Regions from separate parts of the Mus musculus genome. Here region 1 is linked to region 2. The links are chromatin contacts, found by Hi-C or POLR2A ChIA-PET in ENCODE. All regions are on one chromosome and are shown on one strand. The core of a region is the stretch at or near the end of the contact, and the rest is flanking DNA. Distances in the headings are between cores, read along the strand shown.

Evidence for each region. Hi-C counts contacts between places; a loop is a spot of excess contacts on that map. ChIA-PET counts read pairs that join two places held with the same protein, here RNA polymerase II (POLR2A).
Region 1: a loop to region 2 is called in a map of left cerebral cortex, with 2.5 times the contacts of the local background. The contact joins the enhancer-like site here to the promoter of Neurl1a in region 2. A Hi-C loop is called at or near these places in 3 of 37 maps with a recorded cell type or tissue (all left cerebral cortex). POLR2A ChIA-PET finds 5 or more read pairs at or near these places in 1 of 5 experiments (embryonic stem cell).

Annotation. Positions count from the first base shown.
Region 1 is chr19:47,220,633-47,223,332 of GRCm38, reverse strand. All of the region lies in intron 1 of Neurl1a (neuralized E3 ubiquitin protein ligase 1A), which reads right to left. Among named protein-coding and RNA genes, the nearest start is that of Gm36693, 20 kb to the right of the region's middle. Within about 2 kb of position 1,377, at least 1 of the 3 ENCODE cell types and tissues checked has a DNase peak (open chromatin) inside an H3K27ac peak, as active enhancers do.
Region 2 is chr19:47,177,426-47,180,125 of GRCm38, reverse strand. It overlaps Neurl1a (neuralized E3 ubiquitin protein ligase 1A), which reads right to left and starts at 1,306. Exons shown (of 6, transcript NM_021360.4): 1 at 575-1,306. The coding sequence starts at 659.

The sequences.
Region 1 (2,700 bases), core at 128-2,627, 43 kb before region 2:
GCAAGCAAGGCCCAGCAGAGCGTGGGCTTTCCCAAGGCATTGCTGGGTGAGAACTTGGACTCAGGGCTGATGTCTTCTGTGACTAGACTCAGAGTAGCCTATAGGCAAACCCAGTGTTCAGGTAACAGCCTAAACTGGCTGAAGGAAGGGTAAATACGTTCTCATTCATGAGACTGGGGAAATGGCTGGCATGTGGAGAAGTCAGAGAGAGGCGGTGGGGAGGAGATGGAAGGCAGCTCCTTATGTTATCTATCGTGTTTGAGGTTTTGTTTTGGTTTGTTTTCCGTCAAGAACAAAGGATAATTTGATTGAGGTGATGAGTCATCTGGTATTTAGGGCTTAATGCCGACCTGCCAGGACCATCCTCCCTACCCTGACCGATTAGGCTGGGCCTGGAGAATGAGGAGCCCGGAAGACCGCCCCCAAACTCCAGCTATATCTGGACCCAAGAAAAACACAGGTCACTAGCTGGAGTCTGAAAGAGAATGACGGAGATGAAGCAGGGGCACAGACTAAAAGAGCTGCATAGTGCAGAGAAACCAGAGCCATGGAGACCAGAGGGTGTCCTCTGGGACAGGTGCCCTGAGCAGTGACAGCTGCCAGCTGCCCAGCCAGGATGATGGGAACACAACAGGTGCAGTGCGGGGGTGGAGACTGAAAGAGAATCTGAGCAAACAACCTGGTGTTGGGTGCCCTTCCCAGCTCCCACCAGCCTCAGGCTCACTGCCAGCAGCACCCTCTGAGACCCTCCTAGACACAAACACACCTGCTCACACTCCCCAGCTGCCCTGGATGAAACAGAGGGTTCACCATTCATTCCAAGCAGAAAAGACCCGAACATGGAGGTACCCGGATCCCTGTTCCCAGGAAAGCACATGTCAGCTGGAAGCCACAGGCACTGAACCCCCATCTTTGTGACTGTCCAGGAATGGCGGATGGATGGACCCACCCCTACCATGTGGAGATTGGGAGCTCCAGCCTAGGGGCCATACAAGTTGGCTCTGCCATCATGTGACAGGGCGAAGCACCGACCGTCTCTGAGGTTCTGTGGTCACTCCTATAATAGGGACAAGACAGGGCGGTAGTGCTCATGAGAAGCAAGAGACACAATGTCTGCAAGGCAAGATGCCTGACCACTGTCAGGAATGCAGGGGGAGCTTAAGGATCTACCCCACCCAGGGAAAGGAGTGACCTGGGATGCCGGGTATGAATACAGACCATGTTCCTCCAGGGAGAGATGGGGAACCAGCTTCAGGAAGCACCATCTCCTGTCACCAACATGTACTCAGCTCTACACATGCCTCACCAGGCAAGGCTCTACGCTTTGCATGTGTGCTTTTACACACCTGCTATAAATGCAAATGCCATGTCAGAGGGCTGGCTAGCAGCCAGTTCAGCTAAGAAAGGAGATTAAGCATTGTCCCTTGTCACCTGGTCGGTGCTCTGGGTCTGGTCAGAGTGGAGTGAATTTTAAAACTGGAAGGCAGCCCTTGTCTCTTGTCACAAATGATAAATCATCAGTTGGAGTCCATAAGATCTGGATACACCATAACCTTTCTGGTTAAGGTAAGGAATGGAAGACAATGAGACTTTCATGGTGGGTGGGGGAGAGCGGGAGGACACCAGAGTGATACAGGAGACAGGACATATGTGCCAGAAAAAAACCTCGTGCGGGACCTGCACCTGACTGATCCCTGCTGGCCTGCTGGATTATAAGCAAAACTGGCAGCTGATGCTGGGAGGATAAAGACCTCCTTTGCAGGGAGGACCCTTCCCCATCCCTCTCCCCATACAGTCACAAGCTCTATATACACGCATACACACAAATCTGAGGATACCCCCTGGGGCTCCTGTAGCTGTGTGCCTTTCTTCAAGCTGCCTGCACCTCTGGCTCTGTCCTTCTTGTCCCTCCATGGTCTCATTTGCAGCAGAGCTCAGAGCCAGCTGAGCCAGCGCCTCCCCCCCCCCACCGCCCCCGACTTGCTCCTGTATCCTGCATCATCTCTTTCTCCAACTCTCTCCCTCAGACAATGGGCATCAGCAAGTACAACATCGTGATGGCCCAGGACCAACAAGAGCTGGATGACTCTAGGATTATACACTCCCAGGAAAGCCACTGACAGTTAAATACCAGCAGTCTAGTGACTCCAATAGTTGCTGCAACACACTGAGGAGTCTGTGGTGGGGGGGTTGGGGAATGACTCAGAGGAGAGGAGGTGCTGAGACTGGGCTCCTGAGCATTTCTGACTACCTAGTATCAAACCTCAGGTATCTATTCTTTCTTCTAAAAAATGGGCTGGGAAGGAAAATGCCTACCTGCCAGAGCAACAGGAAGAAGAGATGAGGCCCCAATACAGCGAGCCCAGAACAGCCTGGAAGGCCCAGGAAGTGTGGTCTAGATGAGCCTCCGTCATAACACTACATAAAGGCCCTACCATGTCCCCATCTTACCAATGAGGAATCACAGGCACAGAATGAGAAACAGCAGAGACTCGGCTTTGAACTCATGTCCATCTGCCCAGACACTTTGGCCTTCCCCCTCCCCATCCCGTGGAGGCTCTCCTGAAGGGCTCCTATGCCCCCTAGTACCTGCCCTCAAATAAAAATAAAACAGGAATCAAGATAAGTGAATACCCCTGGTGGCTAACTTTTGTTGTCAACTTAACAGGATTTAGAGTCCCCGTAGAAACAAATCTTTGG
Region 2 (2,700 bases), core at 57-2,556:
TGGATGCACAAAACAAACAAACAAACAAATAAACAAACAAAACCAAACAACCTGACTCAGACGGTGCAAAAGATCACCCACTTGCAAAGACCCCGGGAGCACGCGTCTGCCCTTCTAGTCCTGAATCTCTAAGACCCTCTGCTTGGAAATGCAACTAGTGCTTCCAGCGGGATCTCCCCCAGCCCTAGGCAAATGCAAAAAAGACCACAATGACTCTCTTGGGAGGCTCATCTGGAAAAACCTAGGTTTCCCTCCACACTGCCCTATCCAGCCGGCAAATGTTTTTCCCACCTCTTCTCACCGCTTAGCATCACTGGAGGGGACTCCAGTGACGTTGCCAGGGCAGATAAGGAGAATTGCGCAGACCCCCACCGACCGCCATCCTCCCTCATCTCCACCATCAGCACCGGTCAGCTGCCACCACAGCCCACCTCCACTGTCAGAAGCGCCTCTCCCGCCCTCCAAATGCACACAACAGGTGGCACCTGCCGGTCGTCCCCAACCGCACCCCTGCCCACCACTCCACCTGCGCCGCAACCCTCCCTGCAATTGCTCCCCGGTCAGCGAAGCCTACCTTTGAGGTTCTGGGGGTGGCCCCGCGACGCGCGGCTCGGGTTTCCTCGCTGCAGAGAGGAGACACTGGAGAAGTTGTTACCCATGGCATCGGCCCCCCGGGGGTGCTCCGGCGGGAGCCAGGCAAGGCTGGGCAGGAGCGGAGGAAAGGTGTGCAAGTGTGTGCGCGCGCGGGTGCGCGCTGCCAGGGGAGGGCCCTGGCGGGGCTGCGACCGGGGGCGGGCGGTTTGCTGTCTCCGGCTCTCCCTGGGCTTGGCGGTCTTCGCTCGGCGGGTCCTGCCCGCCGTGGGGGTCCTCGCGCCACCCGGCTACCGGGCTCCCATGCCCCGCGCCCGGGGCGGCCCGGCCCCTGGGCCCCGGCCCGCGGCGCGAGCCGCTGCGCTCTGCCTGGTGCTGGAGCTCGGATTCCGGCTGCGGGTGGGCGGCGCAGCGGCGGCGCGCTCCCCGCGGGCCATAGAGTCGGGGCTCGGCGCGCGGCTGCTCGGAGGCTCGTCGGCGGGCTCGGTCCCCGCCCGCGGGGACGGCCGCGGCGACGTGCGTGGCGCCCTCCCGCCCGCGGGTGAGCTTGCAGCGCCCGGCTCGTGTGGACCGCCCCCGCTCCCGCCAGGTCCCTCCCGAGGCCGCCGCCCCCAACCCCCGCCCTAGCGTCGCCAGGACTCCGGGGCTCCGGTTGTTATGGCGACAGCTGCGCAGGTTAATGAGCGTCTTAGTGACACGCGCGCGCCCGCTCTGCCAGATGTGGGTCTCGGGGCGCGCCGCGTTCCCGCTGGCTATAAGTTCTCGAAGGCGCGCGGGACCCAGGGTTGGGGGCGGCACTGCTCCGGACCTGACGTCAGGAATAGATGGGAGCTTCGGAGGTTGAGCGTCTCCCTGTCCTGGGACATAGAACCTGAAAACAAGAGGAAGAGGACCGCCACAACGCTGGGAGCCCCGGAGCCAGGGCGTGGCGAGGTAGCCCTAATGGAGGCTCCCTAGCACGGGATTCAGGGCCTGGCACGTGTTAAAACGCTCAGGAGTGAGTGGATAATGAATTAAGACAATTGAGATCAGGAATACAGTCACCTCCCCTTCGCTGTAGTTGGAACTTCCAATCAGAACCCCAGTCAGACCATTTCCTGACTGTTCAAACATCCTTTGCATGTTCAAGAACGGAGAACCACAAGACCAGAAGCAAGCCGATGGGACCCAGCTCAGGTACAAACCATGAGAGAGATATCGGTTCCAAGTTGAATTATTCTGTCAGCTGGAAAACTAAGAGATTGGGGAAGGGATAGAGGGGGTGCTATAGCCTATAGTAGACCAAGGTGGCTTCCTCGAGGAAGGGGGCAGTCTGTAAATGTCCTGTTCACGTGACTCTTCCATCTGTGTAGCTCAGCACTGCTACCTGCAGGAGGGACCAGGAAGTCATCTTGGATCTGGGGCGGTTATTTCTCCCAGTGTATCATGGGGGAGAAGACAGTCCGTCTGTCCATCTCACACCTTCATCAGCCTTGCTGCTTCTCGGGGCCATCGCTCACTCTAACCGGACTTTCCCAACTCGGATCCAGAGTGAGCCCTGGGTCATGAGTGGGACACAGACATCTCCTCCATCCTTTTCTGGAAGTTTCTCCATAGGACCCATCCTCAATGTGTAGGCACAGCTCTTTCCTGACCACCCCAGCTAAGCATCTCTGCCTCTCTCTATCATTCTCCATAGGGTCATCCCATTCTCTTCGTGGCTTTTATATGACTTTGCCTAAAAGTAGCCTTTTCTGCTTGGTTAGATTCGGCTTCTCTTGATAGAGAATAAGCTTGCTGAGGGGAGAGTCGGCCAGCCACTTTCCTCACAGTGTTCTAGCTCCCAGGGCAGGGACATGCGGATTCTCAGAAGTATTTGTACAGTGAATGGATCCCCATGCCTGCCAGCAGTAAAATCCTACTGTGATCTTTAGACATCATCTCTGATCCCCTTTAGCCCCCTGTCCTGCCTTTTACTCTCCTCTGATTGCACATGTTATATCCTTAAGTTTCAGAGACTCCAGGCAAGCTAGAAATACCTGTGAAAGGTATGCTCTGGTGTTTGAGGAGAAAGACAACCAGGCCCCCAGTCCCAGCCCCAGCCCCAAGCCTCTGGGGTGCCTGGGATCA